Regions from separate parts of the Mus musculus genome. Here region 1 is linked to region 2. Evidence: chromatin loops called from intact Hi-C (ENCODE). Cell type or tissue: left cerebral cortex. All regions are shown on one strand. Each heading gives the region's core, and the rest is flanking DNA. Links, peaks and the distances in the headings are about the cores only. Region 1 holds the start of Gpr4 (G protein-coupled receptor 4). Region 2 overlaps Gipr (gastric inhibitory polypeptide receptor).

Region 1 (9,449 bases), core at 781-8,780, 53 kb before region 2:
CAGTGGGCTTTGAGGGGAGGGTCAGGAGACAGGGGTGGAGTTAATTCACTTGGCTTCTGTCTGTCTGTCTGTCTGTCTGAAACTCCTCCCCCTCAACCCCTCAGGCCAGGCCACCTCTGGTCCCTTTCTCTCTCCACCAGCAAGCCCTCAGAAATATCTTTTCTGCTTCGCTCTGCAAACCCTCCCTTCTGGTCTCCAGCCATTCATACCCAAGTCTGGCACAGCTCCCTACTCACTTAGCGGACCTCATTGCCCAAATTAATCCGACTTAGTGGTAGTGCAAGAATTCAGGTCTCCAGATATGGTCAAGGGAACCTAGGTCTCCGGATATGGGCTGCGGTTAGGCAAGAGTCCTAAGCCCTGAGGCTGGCGGTAACTTACTTCTGCTCTAAGTCCTCAGTTTCCCTGTGTGTAAAATGGAAGGGGCGTGGCCTGTGTGGTTCCCACAGGTGTTTTGTAGCACACAGCTGTGGGTAGCATAAACTTTCAAGATATCAGCACGCATATGCACAGATTAAAGGGCCAGAACATCAAAAGGGCCTTGGTTCTCTGTGCTTGTCAGGGTTTCAGCATTCCAGGTCCTATCTATCATTCAAAGACAGAAATTGGCCCAGGCTGGCCTTAGACTAAGATTCTCCTGCCTCAGCCTGAGCTACAGGCCTGTGCCACTACAAGAGTCTTTTGAGACAGCGTGTCATGTAGCCCAGGCTGGCCTGCAACTCCTAACCCTCCTGCCTCTCACCTTCCTAGTGCTGGGATAACAGTCAGGTACCGGCATGCCAGCCTCCAGGGCTCCCAGGTGGTCTGCGTTGGGAACCCTTGCCCATCTGACTCAGTAGCCATTCCTAGGAGAACCCCAAACCCCAAGTTGATCAAGTTCAACCTTAGAGACATGCTGGGAAGCCCTTTTGGTAGATTTCAGGGGGTGTAGCTAGTCGGAGGGTCTAGAAGGAGCGCCAAGGTGTTCCCCATCATTTACACTAGTGTCCCCAGTACGAATCCAGCTTGAGACACACACCACCACCACCACCACCACCACCACCACCACCACCACCACCACCAAAGCTTTGGGAATTCTGGAGCTTTGTCTTAGCCCGGTTGAGAAATGCTGCCCAGGAGTTCAGTTCCAGGGAAGGGGAGTAAGACAAAGCAGGAAGGAGTTAACAGAGACCCAGCCAAAATTCTGGAAGGGAGGAAGGAAGTCCATTCCCCCCCACCCCCACCCCCAGCCAGGAATTCCTGAGACAGGAGGGTGGGGTAGGTGTGACCTCAGAAGCCATGGGTGACTACAAAGTAGGTACTAGAGTCATGGTGTCACTCAGAGTCCATTTGCTCTGGATTGCAATCCCACTGTCCCCTACCCCAATCCTAAGCAGCCCCACAACCTTGAGGAAAAGGTTCCAGGATGTCTCAGGACGTAGGGAGAGTGATGGGGGCAGAGGCACTAAGAGCCAGAGAACCAGAAAAGAGAGGGTGGGAAGAGACACACTGAGATGGATATACAAAGTTGGGGTTTGTTTGAGTTGGGGACATACAAAGAAAAAAAGGAGGGGGTCTCACATAAACAAGGGAATGGAGGCCAAGGATGAGGTAGAAGGGATCCAGAGGCAGATGGGAAGAGCAGGTAGGGGACCCCAAAAGATAAAGAAATAGAGTCCATTGGGTTTGTTGCTGAAGAACACCTACAACATTTAAGGGGCTGAGGCAGGAGGATGGCCAGCCAGTTTAAGGTAAACCTGAACTGTACAGACAGAATCTGTCTATAAAACGCCAGAGGGTGGAGAGTCGGGTGTGGTGACATATACATGTAATCCCGGTATACTCTAGGAAACTGAGGCAGGAGGATTGCCGTGAATGTTAGGTCAATGTGGGCATGAGAGTGAGTTCAAAGATAGTTTATGGTATGCAGTGAGATCGAGTGTGTGTGTGTGTGTGTGTGTGTGTGTGTGTGTGCGCGCGCGCCCGCGAGACAGACAGAGAGAGAGAGAGAGAGAGAGAGAGAGAGAGAGAGAGAGAGAGAGAAATGAGAGAGACCCGGAGGCAGGGGATCTTAGGGACCCCAGGCTCAGGAGGGAGAAGCAGAAAAGATGAGTTCTCCAGAGCCGAGTGGCGGAGAGGGGTCGCTGCGGGGAGACTGAGGCAGCGGAGCGGCCACCCAGAGTCTTGGACCTGAGAAGGGGTAGAATGGGAACGGAGGGATAGCACCCACCTGCTCCGCGGCTGGGCTGGGCGACCGGCGTCTCTGACTTGGTCCCGACTCTGCACAGCACAGGGACCCGGCGGGCGCCCCCGCGGGGCAGGACAGCAGCGACAACCCCTGGCCCGGGGCTGGAGTCGGAACCCAGGCCCCGCCCCAGCCAGGCCCGCCCCCATTAACCCCTCCTCTGCCGCTCCCCTGCACCCCACCGCGTCCTCCCCCCCCACCTCAGGAACTCAAGCCTGGAAATCTCACCTGCTGCTTCAGGGGTACAATCCATTAACTCCTTCCTTACCCTCTCTCCAATTCCACACTTCGAATTTAAGCCTTCTTCTGGGAAAGGTAGCTTAGCTTGGGACCTTCCTTCCTGTTGCTTCCTTCTTTGAAGAGCCCCCTCCCTGCAGGCCTCTGTTAATAACCTTCTCCATATCCCTCTATCCCTCTAAGGGACCCAGAACAAAGGGGTTTGTCTCAGCAGACAGGCGATTGCTACTGATGCTGAACTCAATCCCCAGGACCCACACGATGGAAGGAGAGAATGGGATTGTGCAAGTTGTCCTCTGACCTCTGCATTGTCCGGTGCCATACACCTCAGATAGATAAATGTAAAGGAAAACATGTTACATGGTGGCCTCTTAAGTATCCACCTCAAGTCGAAGGAGCCTTGGGGGTCAGAGTTTAGGCCTTGCCTCTGTTTCTTCCACAGTCAAAGTAGTCAGACACAGTCCTTTTCTCAACCTGTCTCTTGTCACTTCACAGAGAGCATAATGTAAAATCTATTTTAAAAAAGTCTCGTTCTGGGGTACCTGTGCATGCCTGCACTCTCTCAGCACTTGAGAGGCTGGGACAGGAGGATAGCTGAGAGTTTTGAGGGCAAAGTGGGCTAATGAAGTTCTATCTTTAAAACGTTTCGACTTGGCTGTCCAGGACACCCTAGTCTGCCCTCTAAAAGTCTGATGTACCCATAGATCACTTCAACACCTCACTTTGCCAGGACTGTACGTTTCTATCCTTTCCTGATCATCAGCCTCCCTGCTGGCGGGAGGGCCATTCTTGAGTTCAGGTTGATTACTCTTGTGTGTCTGTTGCCTGGAAGTGAAATTCCCATTGTTTTCAGGAAGTGTGCAAAGGTTCCAAAGAGCCGCATTGCCCTCTTTTTATCTCGGTCGGTCACTTCCTGCACAAATTAGTCCTGAGAGGTCATTTATAGACTCAGGGACTTCTGATCCAACAGGAATACAGCCCTCCAAAAACAACAGCAGTGATGGTGTTTACAATTCTAGTTTACATAGTTATTTTATCTTGGCTGAGAAGATAGAACCTATGGCCTTACACACACTAGGCAAGAGCCACACCCCAGCCCTCACTGGGGAATTCTAGGCAGGGGCTCTCTCACTGAGCCACACCCCAGTGCCTCACTGGGGGATTCTAGGCAGGGACTCTACCACTGAGCCACACCCCAGCCCTCACTGGGGGATTCTAGGAAGGGCTCTGTTATTGAGTATACCACTCAGTATTGTGTTGGTTGTTTCAGACAAGATTTTATTATGTAACCCTGGCTGATTAGAGATTCAGAGAGGTCCACTTTATTCTGTCTCCTTAGTGCTTGGTTCACCATACCCAATTCTTTCTTTGTTAGTGTGTGTATAGTAACATCAGGTGCCCTTGTGTGAACATGTACACATATGTCTGTGAGGATTTGTGTGTGCATGTATGTGTGTGTATGTGCACATAGAAGCCCTTTTAGGTAGTTCCTCTTAGATTTTTTGTCTAAGATTTTGGTTTAGTTTTGGTTTCTCTATGTAGCCCTGGCTGTCTTGGAACTCACTCTAAGAACAGGCTGACCTTGAACTCAGAAATCTGTCCCCTTCTGCCTTCCAAAGGCTGGAATTAAAGGTATGTGCCAACTCATCTAATTAAAATCCTTGTTTGGGGGCTGGAAAGGTGGCTCAGCAGTTAAGAGCACTGACTAAGTCCTGAGTTCAGTTCCCAGCAACCACATGGTGGCTCACAACCATCTGTAGTGGGATCTGATGCCCTCTTCTGGTGTGTCTGAAGACAGCTATAGTATACTCATATGCATAAAATAAATAAATAAATAAATAAATAAGTTTTAAAAAAAAATCCTTGTTTATCATTACTCTGTGTAGGGACATGGGGGAGCTGGGTGAGTATCTTGACACTCATATGGGGTGAGTGTCTTGGCACTCATGTGGGATGAGTGTCTTGGCACACATGTGGAGCCTTGTGGGGCTGGTTCTCTCCTTCCACCTTCATGTGGGTTTAAGGGGCCAAACTTAGGTTGTCCGTCCGGCTTGATAGCAAATGGTTTTACCCTCTAACTCAGCTCAACAACTACAACATGCCACACTATTTACAAATGTATATGTTTGTTCACATGTATGTCTGTGCACTCTGTGCCTGCAGTACCTGTAGGAGCCAGAAGAGGGAGTCGAGTCCCCTGGAACTGGAGCTACAGATGCTTGTGAGCTGCTATGTGGGTACTGGGAATGGAACCTGGGTCCATTGGAAGGGCAGTCAGCGTTCTTAACAGCTGAGCCATCTCTCCAGCCCCACATCCATGTCCTCATGCTTGGATGGCAAGCACTTTCCTGATAGCCGTCATCAGCCATCTTGTCAGTACCCCGTTCTTTCTTTTAACATCGCAGATTAGTTTCCACCCGGTCTACAGCTTCACACTAATCCAACGACTTAGAAGGAAAAGGGAGCTGTTGTAGCACCGCTGTGTGGCCTTGGGTAGGTGACCTCACCTCTCTGAACCAGTGAATTCTCTTCTTCCAGGGAACTTAATAGGCATAGGAAATGAGCTGGTTAACCACAAAGCAGGGACACTCACAGCATCAGAGAGTTAAAGGGCAGAGCCAAGGCAAGTGTCATGGCAACCTTACATGTAAATCCCAAGAGATGAGACATGGTTTTACCCAGCCCAGGAGGGCCTTGAACTTCACAAGCAGCTGAGGTTGACCTTGAACTCCTGATCCTCCCACCTCCATTTCAGATTGTTCGAGTTACAAGTGTGAGCCGCCACGGCCTGGTTCTGAAAAGCAAGTCAGAGTGCCCAGTGGCTTGGGTGGGGGTGGGATCGCCCTCTCCTCTAGCTAACCCTAAGTTGCCTCAATGTATTCCAAGTCATGGCAGGCAAAACACAGCTCCTCTCTGAGGATCACTGGGAAACATTCACAAAGGCTGGCGCTGACGGTTTTCAGAAGGACAGAGAGACCCTGGAGAGGACCTGCAGCTATGAGACCATCACCACCCAAGCCTTCAGGGTGCAAACACAGACCGAGGAACGAAAACTCCTTCTCATCCCCTACTCTCAGACTGGAGGGGACGGGAACTCTGGTTGGGTGCAGGCTATGCACAAGGCAGTTTCTCACGACCCAGCTCAGGGACACTGAGGGGACACTGAGGGGTGGATGGAGAATCACCAGCAATTTTTCCAACTGGCCTTTCAAGGGATAATTTTCCATGCAGATCCAAAGATGACCACAAGGGGACGGCAAAACATTAAGAGCTAACAAGCATTTGTTTCTCTATCTATAGTCTGGGTCACCTTCCCAGAACTTGGATTGTTGGAATCCATTGGGGGGCTGGGGGGAAAGAAGGCTTGACCCAAGAATGTCAGAAAACAGGCCTTTAAAAGCCTAGGGAGACTTTGTCTCAACAAAACAAAACAATAACAATAAGAAACAACTTAGAGATGTCTTGGAATGGTGGCGCACAACTGTGATCCCAGAACTCAGATGGCGGAAGCAGGAGGCTCAGGTTCAACCCCCAGCCACACTGGGATTGGCATACTGTACCCAGCTCGGCTCTTTACACGGGTGCAGGGGATCTGAACTCAGGACGTCATACTTGTATGGTGTTGCTGACTCCTTCCTGGGAGAAGACCTAGGCACAGTCTAGCCCTCCTCCCAAGAGCCCAAGACAAACCGAGGCACACGCTACTCAAGTGCGCACGGGGAAGCAATGAGGGTTTCCAACCTCTGAGGGGTCTTCCCTAGCCAGCACAGGTGAGGGATCCCCGGCGGGGATATGAGTGCTCCTCCCAACAGGCTACACCAGAAAGGCCTTTACCCAGAGGGGATGATGACAGCTCATATATGCATAGATGGAGCCCCACCCCACCCCTCTGTGCAACCACTTGCAGCTTGGACATCATTGCACACCACAGTGGCTAGGAAGTGGCTGAATACTTAGGGTCTTGTGTCCCAAGGGGGTGTAAACAGTTTTAAAGCCCAGCACAGCGGGATGGAGAGGTGGCTCAGCGGTTAAGAGCACTGACTGCTCTTCCAGAGGTCATGAGTTCAATTCCCAGCAACCACATGGTGGCTCACAACCATCTGGAGTGGAGTCCAATGCCCTCTTCTAATGTGCCTGAAGAGAGTGACAGTGTATTCATATACATAATTTTTTAAAAAAATTAAAAGTTTAAAAGCCCAGCTGGGATGTTTCTTTTGCAAGGGAACACAGGTGAAGTCCGTAAGATGGCAGGCACTTGTCTCAGAGGACAGTCACTACTGCAGCAAGCACTTTACAGACTGCACCCTTTGCACAAGCCCTTTGAGGAAGTTGAATTCAGTAGTCTTTGGATAAGACACACTCAGCTATTCAAACACACTCTAATTGCCACTCAATAAACAGTGCCCAAGTTCCTGCCTCTGACTGAACTGGGCAAGGAGACAGCTAGGAGACAGCATGGAAGTGACCAAGAATCCTGGCTCTTCCTACCCATGGTCCAGAGAAAGTGAGAGACACAGATCTGTCCCCAACAGGCAACACCCAGAGTTGTCGAGGCCTGTGACAGGGGCCAGGAGATAGCTGGAGCCACAAGAGGCTTTATTTGATTTTATTGGAAGGAGATAACACGCATCAGAACTTCCACCTGGAATGGCTCCTTCACCCTTCTGTGTTAAGGTCTTTCTGTTGCCCCTTCCATGATACCACTTTGGTCTCAGCATCTTCTGAGGCAGGTCTGCCCTTTCCATGAGGTAGTGTTGAGGTTGTCTTGGTTTTCACTGTACCCACAACCATGCACACACATTCACACACACACTTACACACACATGTATACTCACACATATTCATGCACACATACACACTTGTGCACACACACACACACGTGCACAGGCATACACATATACACAGGCATACACACATGAACACATATGCACACATGCACATACACACATATACACTCATACATGAACACTCATATACACACACATACACACATGCATGCCACATAGGAATGCTGCTTACAAAATTTGTTTGCTTGTTTGAGTAGTGGAAGGAACATTTGTATCCTGGCCAGACATTGATAGGACAATGCCTTCAGGCCAGTAGGTTGGAAGTTTGGTGGCTTCCTTTCTTTAGTGTGTTTGTGTGTGTGTGTGTGTGTGTGTGTGTGTGTAACATTGTAGACTCATTCAATCCTCCTTTGCACGGGTCCTCAAGCCACAGGCTTGCCCTGCAAGGCATCGTTAGCTACCGAGCTGCCTCACAAACCCTCTCCAACTTATGTTTTTAACTACATTTACTTGCCAGACATGGCTGTGCACACCTTTAATCCCAGCACTCAGGAGGCAGAGGGAGGTGAATCTTAGAATTTGAGGCCAGCCTAGAACATAGAGTTCTAGGACAGCGAGGGCTACACAGAGACCTTGTCTCAAAAACCAAAACCAAACAAACAACAAAACAAAAGAAAGTAAGGGAGACTGTCTTAAAGACCAAAGTAGATGGGGCTGGAAGGACGGCTCTGGGGTTCAGAGCACTTACTGCTCCAGCAGAGAACTCAGTTCTGTTCCCAGCATTTACCTTGAGCAGCTCACAACTGCTTACAACTCTAAATCCAAGAGACCTAGAGCCCTCTTCTGGCTTTCAAGGGCAGCTGAACACATGTGTAGTCATAGTCATAGATACACACACTACTACATAATGTATTTTTTAAAATTACAATAAAATCAATTAAATGTTACTGTAAATTGAAATCTCTTTTAAAAAAAATATAGCAGAGAGCAATTGAGGAAGACACCTGATTTTGATCTCTGGCCTCCATAACACACACACAAACACACACACACACACACACACACACACACACACACACACACACCCCAAATAAATAGACCAGACTCCAGACATCTCAGTGCATAAGTCTGTATTTCTGAATGATATAAAAGAATAAACTTAAAAAAAAATACCCCAAACCAAACACCAATGGCTCCCACAAGGCATGGTGGCCCATTCGTCCCACCCCGATAAATAGAGACCTCTGTCTGCTCCCGCCCGCCCCATAACCCCCTCTTCTATAGACATACTCTGGGTATATATTACTGTACTCCGCAATAGACATCTCCCAAAAATAGATCTCAACCCTGCCACAGGACGCTACCCTGGCCCCACACCCCTGCTTCAGGCCACCCGCCACTGCAGCACGCTCGTGTCTTTGCCCCCAGTGGTTAGGGCCATGCTGTCATCCCACAAGAAGGCCACATTAGTCACATGGCTGCTGTGTCCACCGTATTTGTGGCTGAGGGCCTGTTAGAAGCGAAGAAGAGGGAAAAAGAGGTCAGAAGAAAAAAACACTACCTGGAGACTACTGCTGTTTTCTTCTTTAGTGCCACACATAAACATGTGTGTGCACGTGTGAGTGTATGTGTGTGTATGTGTTTGTGCGTGTGTGCATGTGTGTGTGCGAATGTGTTACAGGTTTTTACTGTATAGTCCAGGTTGTCCTAAAGCTCATAAAGCCCTTGCTTCATTTTGATTTAATTTATTTGTTTGTTTATTTATGGTTTTGGTTTTTGGAGACAGGGTCTCCCTATGCAGCATTGGCTGGGTATCCTAGAACTTCCTTTGTATAGCAGGCTGGCTTTGAACTTAAAAAGATCTGCCTGCCTCTGCTTCCAGAGCTGAGATTGAAGGTATGCACCACTACTTGATTTAATTTTTAATTACATGTATATATGTGTGTCAGAGTATAGGTTTGTACAGTTGCCCATGGAGGCCAGAAGAATGTGTTGGATCTCCTGGAGCTGAATATAAGTCAGCCCCGTGATGTGGATGCTGGGACTTGAACTCAGGTCCTCTAGATGAACAGTGCATTCTCTTAACTGCTGAGCCATCTCTCCAGACACCCCTCCCTTCTTGTGTAGGCGTATGTGTACATGGATGTGCAAGTACCACAGAGCAAATGTGGAGGTCAGAAGATAACTCATAAGGGTTGGTT
Region 2 (9,449 bases), core at 414-8,413:
AAAAAAAAAAAAAAGAGCTAGTGTGGCAAAGGCTACATAGTGGGATTCTAAGGGTACTTCACTGTGGTAACAGAATAGAAAATGCCAAGGTTGTTAAGGGTGTCAATGTGGAAGAGTCCTCAAGTGAAGGTGGGTAAGTTGAGATAAGATAAGCCATTTACTGGAAACCCAGAGTAAAACAGGGCAAGAGATGGAGATGAGCCCTGTTTGGCCAGGAAGTCCCATAGTCCCAGTTAGGTGGTAAGTTGAGCACAACTGATATATTAAAACCGGCTTGGGCTGCAGAGCAAGTTCAAGGACAGCCTGTACAATTTATTGAGACCCTGACTCAAAGAGAAGAGAAATGGAATGTAACTCAATGGTAGAGCCCCTGCCTAGACTCCCCAGTGAGGGGCTGGGGGCGTGGCTCAGTGGTAGAGCACCTGCCTCACAAGCAGGAAGTCCTGGGTTCAAGACTTACTACCACATACACAAAGGAATACATACAAATAATAAAACAAAGAGACTACCCTTGTCTGATGGCTTCATAGGCCCTAGCTGCCTGCCGCACGGCCCAGATCATGACCCAATATTGTGTGGGAGCCAATTACACCTGGCTACTGGTGGAGGGTGTTTATCTGCACCATCTGCTGGTGATCGTGGGACGCTCAGAAAAGGGCCACTTCCGCTGCTACCTGCTTCTTGGCTGGGGTGAGCCCTGACTCTGTGACCCCCACTCCCCACCCCTCCGCCCAGCCCAGCGCATCTTGGCTCCCACCACCACCCAGCCGATCCGCCTTTCCTCCCCTCCCACTCCCTTGCTGAAGAATTCCGCGGGTCTTGGGCCTGGAAGGGGCTCGTGTGCACACTGACAGCTGCGGCGTGGTGGGGGGCGGGGATCGGGGTCTGCACAGGGGCCCCCGCGCTTTTCGTCATTCCCTGGGTGATCGTCAGGTACCTGCGCGAGAACACACAGTGAGTTGCAGGGTCTGGGGGGCGGGGCCGGGCTGGGGGCGGGGCTACATGGCACAGGAGGCGGGGAAGGGTGGAAAAGAGGTGGTGCGCAGAGGGTGGGCGGGGTATAAAGGAATTATGGGCTGGGAAAGGTGGAGGAGTAGGAGACTTTCTGAAAAGCAGGATGGGATGGGTCTTAAATGAATGTAGGTGGGCTTTAAAGAGGGTGGGCAGGCCCTGGTGAGAGAACGTGCCTGATTAGGGGGTAACTGGAGGTTTGCCGGGGCATTTCGCGTCTCAGTTCTACTTTGCCTCCTCTAGGTGCTGGGAGCGCAACGAAGTCAAAGCCATTTGGTGGATCATTCGCACTCCCATCCTAATAACCATCTTGGTAGGGCCAGTCTCGCCTCCTCCAGGCTGTACTCAGGGATTTCTCATTCTGGGGAAGAGGAGCGCCAACCCCCTGTCCCACCCCAGAAACCGAATGGCTTCTGGCTCAGTCTCTCTCTCCTCACAGATCAATTTCCTCATCTTCATCCGCATCCTTGGCATCCTTGTTTCAAAGCTGAGGACACGGCAGATGCGCTGCCCCGACTACCGACTAAGGTGAGGGCAGGCTCAGGACCCAATGTGGGAAGCAGATGGAGCCGGAATCAGGGGCGAGGACATGCGGGCCACTGACATCCGTCTCTTCCCAGGCTGGCTCGCTCCACGCTGACACTGGTGCCCCTGCTGGGTGTCCACGAGGTGGTGTTTGCGCCTGTGACGGAGGAACAGGTTGAAGGCTCCCTGCGCTTCGCCAAACTGGCCTTTGAAATCTTCCTAAGTTCCTTCCAGGTGCTCAGACTGGGTGCAGGGGCTCCGCCCTCCTACCTTAGACCTTTCTCTCCATTGGTACACAGCGATATCGTCATTCCCCAGAGTAGCCACTATTGACTGGAGTGTACCCAGGGATTTCATTCATTCGTTCATCATGCATGCACAAGGAAAATACCTAACTGAGGCTATCCTGAGCTGTGGGCGTGGGGGTGGGGATAGATGTAGAGGACCACACAGTCTTTCCTAGCATTGCCCCCGGACGAGGAGGAAGGGCTGTGGGGTGGACTGAGTTAGGGCTTAGTTTCTGGTTTCCTTTACCCTCAAGGTACAGATTTTTTCTTTTAAATATTTATTTATTTATTTATTGTATATGAGTACACTGTAGCTATCTTCACACACACCAGAAGAGGATCCCATTACAGATGGTTGTGAGCCACTATATGGTTGCTGGGAATTGAACTCAGGACCTCTGGAAGAGCAGTCTGAGCTCTTAAGCGCTGAGCCATCTCTCTAGCCCAAGGTGCAGAATTGAAGGACGTAGAAAGTTCCAAAACGTGAGGCCAACGCTGATGTGCTTGCCTTCCCTAGTCCCTACCCTGCTGGACCCAACTGAGCCTCAGTCTTCTCCCTAAAGTGGGGATAGCACCAGTCTCCCCGGTGAGACTGTGCATTCGTTAAAGGAAGCAAGAACAGATGGAGCACATATGCACCTAGCAACAGCCAGGAGCCAAATGGTCGGCCCCCTATTCTGTGAGAGACGGAGGGAACACTCTATGTAAACAGCCAGTCACACAACTAGGGGAACGTCCCAGAATGAAGATCCCTGAGGCAAGAGGGTAGCTAGTGTGCTGGAGGGTGGTGAGGGTGCCTGCAACTCCAGAGCAATTGGGGCGAGCGAGAGGCAAGAGCTAAACAACAGGGGCAGAAAAGCGAGAGAGGGGCCAGGACTCCAAGCGCAACTTCAATTTTGTCTTTTTTCCTCTTCTGGAAAGGGAGATGTGTGATCTGAATTCGATATTAATGGGATTGTAGAAGATCCTAGGAATATCTTGATAATAGCCCATGTTCATATCTGACTTCATGAATCAATTTAAGCCAGGTATTGGGGCTCACACCTGTATTCTGTCTCTAGCTCGCTAAGCATGTGCTCCAATACTGAGAAGACCTCAAGCTCCATAATTAATTAATAATTATTATTTTAAAAGATTTATTTATTTAATATAAGTACACTGTCATTGTCTTCAGACACACCAGCAGAGGGCATCAGATCCCATTACAGATGGTTGTGAGCCACCATGTGGTTGCTGAGAATTGAACTCAAGACCTCTGGAAGAGCAGCCAGTGCTCTTAACTCCTGAGGTACCTCTCCAGCCCTAATTATTATTTTTGAGGTTGAGTCTCACCATGCAGTTCTGGTTGGACATAGAAGTCTGTGTGGACAAGGATATACTCCAACTCATAGAGAACTGTCTCCCTCTGCCACCAGAGTGCTGGAATTAAAGGCATGTGCCACCACACACAGCTAAGTACTACGTCGTTTTACACATTAATTCTGCACCTCTTCCAACCACCGCCTTCATTTTTCCAGGCGAGGAAAGGGAGGCACAGAGTGGTTTGACTGCTTGCCTCAAATGTGGAAAGCAGGGAATAGCGTTCTACACTCAGGACGTTCAACTTCCAACACTTGTTCTCGGCCTTTGGGGGTCCGAGGAGCATTACAGAGAGTTGGTAGCCAGTGAGCAGGTGCCCTCAGTACCTAGGACTAGGCCTGTAACAGCCACAGTACTTTGAGGCTGGAAACAATGAGTCCACAGCAGCGATCTGATCTCGCTCCTCCTCTGACAGGGTTTCCTGGTGAGCGTGCTCTACTGCTTCATCAACAAAGAGGTAGGAGAGGCTGGCCCGCCCGTGCCCCCTGGCGGCCACCCTGGGAACAGCGTCACCCTGAGCGCCCGGCGTTGCAGGTGCAGTCGGAGATCCGCCAGGGTTGGCGCCACCGCCGCCTGCGTCTCAGTCTTCAAGAGCAGCGTCCACGTCCGCACCAGGAACTCGCCCCCCGGGCTGTGCCTTTGAGCTCTGCGTGCCGAGAAGCTGCCGTTGGCAACGCCTTGCCCTCTGGGATGCTGCATGTGCCTGGGGATGAGGTCTTGGAAAGTTACTGCTAGGTAAAGGGACCCCCGTGTCTGTACAGTTAGCATGTATTCAGAGCCTACTGTGTACCAGCCCCAAGTGGAGCAATGCTGGGGAAATGGAGGCGAAGGAACCGGAAAACAAGGTCCCCACGTGTATATATTTGTGGAGGAATCGTTTATGAAAAGAATTGAGGTGTCTAGGACAATCAACTGGAAGGCAATTGGGATAGACATGATGCTTAGGTCATGGGTCATGTTTGAAAGAAGTGACTGGAGACCTCTTGAAGAGTTGGAGGACAAGATTGCTGGCAGATGGAACAGCATTCAAAAAGGTCTTGGGAACAGGAAGAATGGAGAAAGGCTTCCGTGGCTCCACTGGAAAAAGCGAGGGCCTCCAGATGGGAAGAAGTGGGCAGGGGGTGCAGAAACTGGAATTTCATCCCAGGCTCACTGAAGATTTGATTATTTTTACTTTACGTGTACGATTGTTTTGTCTGTGTGTACGGATGTACACCGCAGGCATGCAGCCCCTGCATATGCTTGAAGGGCAGAAGACCCCTGGGACTGGATGGTTGTCAGCCTCCATGTAGGTTAACAGAACTCCATCTCTCCAGCCCTCCACCCCCAAGATTCTTAGCAGCAGTGTCTCCTGGGCTGTTTTCCATGGTTCTCTGTTCGTTATTAGGGGCAGTGAGTTGGGAGCCCAGTGAGAGGAATGTAGGTGGCTGGACCAGAACGGAGGCCACAGAGAGGTGGGAAGGATTTGTTGAGGGATCCCAGGATCAAAGGAGACTGCCATGACCAAAGGAGAGAGGTTCAAAGGCTCTGGGGTGGGAGGCTCTTTGCCTGTGTTAGGCTGTGGGAGAAGCCGAGCAGCAGGACACAGAGCTATATGAGTGAGAGCTGGCAGCCAAGCAAGAGGGCCTGGGGTCAGTGAGGTAGACAGATCCTTCCGCCTCCCAGACACACCCACCCCCACCCCACAGCCATTCACACCACACCCCTCCTTTATTAGTAGCGGCTGCTGGATTTTTCCCCAAGGTTCCCAGAAAGATGTGTCTCATAGCTGACTCACACTCCACGATTTAAGACTTTGGCTTCTGGTGGAGTGGAGACTGTAGTAAATCAAGCTTCTTTACGGAGTGGGAGGAGGCCAGGCTAGAAAGGGAGATGACTAGGGTGTGTGTGAGGTCGTCTGCTGTAGATGAGTGAGGCTCAACTGGAGCAATGTGTTGGCGCAAAAACCCCACGAACACCACACTGCTACTGTACCCTGCCCTGAGCTAATCTCTATTGAAATCTAAGACATATGTACAATTAAAGTCGTGCATGTGAGCATGCTGCTTGTTTGGAAGGCAACACAGAAATATCAGACCCAGACAAGGGGTGGCGCTGTAACCCCAGCATCTGGGAGGCTTAGCTGAAAGAACACAGGTTGGCTATCTGAACCTCGGAGATCGTCTCAAACAGCAAAAGCAGCGGGAACCAGCCTTGCTCAGTTCTTAATTGGGCTACTGCATTAGCTGTCACTAAACTCCGTCTGAGGACCTCCACTTTGGCTTTTATCTCTGGAAAGGATTATCTGAAGGCAATCAAAGGCGGAGGCTGAACTGTTGCATGTTCAAAACCAGCCTTATTTACTTGCCTAGTCTCAGACCAGTTAGAGCTAGCCTTTTCCCCAATCCCATCATCCAAGAAGCTGAGGCAGAAGTGTTGCTCCAATCTGAGGCCAGCCTAGGCTATATAACAAGACCCTGTCAAAACAGAAAGGGCCAGGGGAGATGGCTCACTCAGTGGGCAAAGTGCTGGCCACAACAGTCTTGGGACCAGAACTCTGGCCCATAGTGCCCACATACGGGGAAGAGTGAAGATTTCCCATGTGACCCCAGGTCTCCATAACATACAAATGTGTGCACATGTACCCATTTACATGTGAACACACATATGCACACATACAAACTACCCCTGTCACATGCAATTAAGAAAAAAAAAAAAGGTAGATAAAAGCACCGTTTGGACAGCCAGGTATCCTGGACTGTAACCCTGACATTCAGAGAGGCAAGCGAAGTTTCCATGTCTGGTGAGGAGTGTTCAGGGTGACAGACAGGGCAGGAACTACAGCTTTGAGCCTGTGACCTGAAGACTCAGTCCAGTCCTGCTCCTGGGTGAAATAAGTGGGCTTCACTGGACTGACATTGCCCACCAGCTTGGCTGCAAAGCTTACAATTTTACTTTTATTATTTACTTGGGCTTTTTGAGACAGGGTGTCTCAGTGTAGTCCTGGCCATCCAGAATACATAGCTCTAAAGGCCCAGCAGCCACACTGGCACTCTGTAGGTCACCACACGGAGTGGCCGGCTGTCTTCCTCCATGGCAGTCGCCAACTTCCCTGGCAAGAGACCAACTCCCTTTCTTTTCCTTCCCAGAATGCAGAGGGAGGTTGCAGGTTTTGTGAGCCAGGAGGCTCCGATCCTAGGTTCTCAGTGCAAACTGACGAAGCCCAGTGGGGAGCAGAGGCCTCCCTGCCTGGCCCTGCTTCTCCTCAGCACTCGAGAGCCTCAGGAGCAGGGGAGGGCAGGTGCCCAACTTTACCGGCTTGGCATCGTGGGAGACCATTAAGTGGGAGGAGATGGAGGGGGCGCCCAGACCCCAGCCTGTACTTTTCCAAATGTATTTTCAATGGAGTCTTTTCTTTTTGAAAGGAACTCACTATGCCTGGCTCACCAGGAATTTACCATGTAGACCCAGGCTAGCCTTGAACTTGCAGCCAATTCTGCCTCAGCCTCTTAAGCTGTAGGGATGGATCACGGGTACACTCATGTTTGCTTTCATTTTACTTGTTTTTTTTGTTTTGTTTTTGTTTTTGGAGTCAGGGTTTCTCTGTGTAGCCCTGGCTGTCCTGGAACTCACTCTGTAGACCAGCCTGGCCTCGAACTCAGAAATCCACCTGCCTCTGCCTCCTGAGTGCTGGGATTTTACTTGTTTTTGAGGCGGGGTTTCTCTGTGTGGCTCTGGCTGTACTGGAACTTGCTCTGTAGATCAGACTGGCCTCACAAAGATTTCCCTGCCTCTGACCAGGCTATCCTGGAACTCAGAAATCTGCCTATCTGCCTGCTTCTGCCTCCTAAGTGCTAGGATTAAAGGCATATGCCACCACTGTCTGGCCTGTTTTTGTATCTAATTTTAATCCATGTGTATTTGTGTGCAGGTGCCCAAGGAAGGTAGAATGTTGGATCCCTCAGGTTCTGTTACAGGTGGTTTGGAGTTGCCACATATGGGTGCTAGGCATTAAACTTGGTAGCCACTGAGCCATTTCACCAGCCCTGGCTGCCTATCAGGATGTAGCTTCATTATCTCTTACATGGGTGACTTTGGGACATGTCAATGCTTTTCCTGAATCTCAGTGGTTTCAACTGAATGAGCTTAGGATAGCTGTGGTGACGTAGGTCTGTTATCCTAGTTGCTTGGAAGATTATGGCTGGGGGATTACAAGCTCAAGGCCAGCCTGGGAAACTTCCTAAGAAGTTTCCTGTCTTAATGGAAGGACTGGGGAGATGGTTCAGTGGTTAGAAGCATTTGCGATATAAGCATGAGACCCTCAATTAGAATCTGTAGCATGGGGTGGAGACAGAATTGCTGGAGTTTGCTGGGCATCAGCCTGGTTCTGTTCAATGAGAGACTCTGTCTCAAGGGAATTAAGGGCAGTGTTAGAGGACACCTAATATTGTACTTGGGCACATATATATATATGTAAGTGAATGGAGGGCTGGGGATTTAGCTCATGGGGGAGAGCTTGCTAAGCATATGAGACCCTAGGTCCAATTCTCAGGACCACAAAAGAACAAAAGAGAGAGCTCTAAAGTACACAACAAAGCTGTTCTTTCTGGCAGCAGCTCAGGGAACACATGCAAGTTTTCTTGGCTGCAGGCTTCGAAGTTCTGTACAGGGACGCACAGGATAACGTTAGCTGTGACTTCCACAGTTCAGGAGGACAGCTAGGCTGAATGGTGGTAGCTCATACCTTTAATCCCAGGACTCATGAGGCAGAAGCAGGGGGAATCTGAGTTTGAGGACAGCCTGGTCTACAAAGTGAGTTCCAAGACTGCCAGGACTATAGAGAGAAATTCTGTCTTGAAAAGAAAAAAGAAAGAGGACAGCTAAAGGGCCAGAGAGATGGCTTAACAGTTAAGAGCACTTGTTGCTCTTGTAGAAGACCCAGGTTTTTTTCCCAGCACCCACATGGCTGCCTCACCACCACATGTAACTACCTCTAGGGGCATCCAACTCTCCTTTTCTGGCTCCTATGGGTACCAAGAACAGACACATCCAGGCAAAACACCCATACATGTTTTATATACATGTAAAGAGGGCAGAGACTCCTGACCTCCAGCCCATGATCGCCTGGGAGGACACAGACAGAGATACCAGATAGACAGAGTTGTGGGTAGAGCAGAAGGCCCTGGGTCCTCCACGAGCCTCTTAAATAGGCTTCCCTTTCCCACTTGCACATTGTCAGAGAATCCCTCTGTCCACAATACACAAAAGTCCAATTAAACTGTCTCCTTTGCAGACAGGGCTGTTATATACCGCAGCACCCACAGGCCCTGTCCTAGTGCTCAGCCCAACACACTCTTTTAAGACCCAAGAGCAGAGAAGACCACTGGAAAACATAAAAACCAAAAAGCACAGGGTTTTATTTCTCGCCCACTGGGCAGGGTTCTGCAGGCCTTCGCAGGGCAGGGAGCAGGCTCTACTTGCCAGCGATGAGTGGGTTCCGCAGCACCACGATGACCGAGTCCCCGCGCAGGAACATCTTGGAGATGTAGCGGTCCTTGTTGACAGGCTTGGATTTCTTCTTGCCCTTGCCGCTCTTGGGAACCTCAGTCCACATCTCCTTCACATTTTCCAGCACCATGTTGCAGTGCCTGATGGGGTAGGGGTGGGGGGGGAAGCTGGAGTAAGGGGGGGCATTCCGAGTGCCCACCTTTGCCTGGCACTGTGTGAACTCTCCAGCAGCAGGCATAAGGAAAGCCCAGGCTCCACAGTGGGGATGGGCAGGCTGCAAAGTGATTTCACTTTATAGTGTCCCTTCTGTGCCTCAGTTTCCCCCTTCATGAAATGGAGACAGTCTATTTCATAGGGCTGGTGTGAAGATTGGATGAATAAAGAACTCAGGACCCAGCAGAGTAAAGCCCACCAAAATGGCCCTGGCTCTGGCGTTAACTCTAACTCTGAGAGAAACAGCAGGAGAGAAGCACTTGCTCCCTCCAGAGGGTCTTAGGGTGCTGGGGTTAGACACGGCTCCCAACACGCGCACTCCAGTGCTGCACAGTCCTGTCCTCATGGGGCCGGGTGGCCATTGTTCACACTTGGATCAGTTCTTTCCACAAATGCTTGCTTGAGGACAGTGAATAAGAGCAAAGTACAGTGCCAGATGTGTATGGCTAAGTCACAAGGCAAGTCCCATGCTAACTAAAACAATAAAGCAGGACGGCATGCTTCATGCAATCCTGTAATCCCAGCGCTCGGGAGATGGGAGCAGGAGGATTAGAAGTGTAAGGTTAG

What was found. Hi-C counts contacts between places; a loop is a spot of excess contacts. Peaks named below come from ENCODE experiments on the same cell type or tissue, not always from the same donor. Only the 100,000 strongest peaks of a DNase experiment are listed, where the experiment ranks them.
Region 1: it touches region 2 in a loop (2.0-fold over the local background); 9 of 42 quality-filtered maps call a loop at or near these places.

The regions. Positions count from the first base shown.
Region 1 is chr7:19,205,395-19,214,843 of GRCm38, reverse strand. It overlaps Eml2 (echinoderm microtubule associated protein like 2), which reads right to left. Exons shown (of 22, transcript NM_001347582.1): 22 at 8,362-8,758. The coding sequence ends at 8,633. Gpr4 (G protein-coupled receptor 4) reads right to left here and starts at 2,306. Exons shown (of 2, transcript NM_175668.4): 1 at 2,210-2,306. In left cerebral cortex, for the core only: CTCF peaks have their summits at 2,298, 4,616 (motif pointing right) and 5,707 (motif pointing right); a DNase peak (open chromatin) is centred at 5,703; H3K4me3 peaks cover 1,205 bases; H3K27ac peaks cover 260 bases.
Region 2 is chr7:19,151,836-19,161,284 of GRCm38, reverse strand. Gipr (gastric inhibitory polypeptide receptor) reads left to right here. Exons shown (of 14, transcript NM_001080815.1): 8 at 531-690; 9 at 894-954; 10 at 1,255-1,324; 11 at 1,451-1,539; 12 at 1,632-1,770; 13 at 3,598-3,639; 14 at 3,717-4,160. The coding sequence ends at 3,917. It overlaps Snrpd2 (small nuclear ribonucleoprotein D2), which reads right to left. Exons shown (of 3, transcript NM_026943.1): 3 at 8,559-8,809. The coding sequence ends at 8,635. Among named protein-coding and RNA genes, the nearest start is that of Snrpd2, 6.7 kb to the right of the region's middle. In left cerebral cortex, for the core only: CTCF peaks have their summits at 2,992 (motif pointing right), 3,682 (motif pointing left) and 5,264; DNase peaks (open chromatin) are centred at 3,668 and 5,080; H3K4me3 peaks cover 383 bases; H3K27ac peaks cover 604 bases.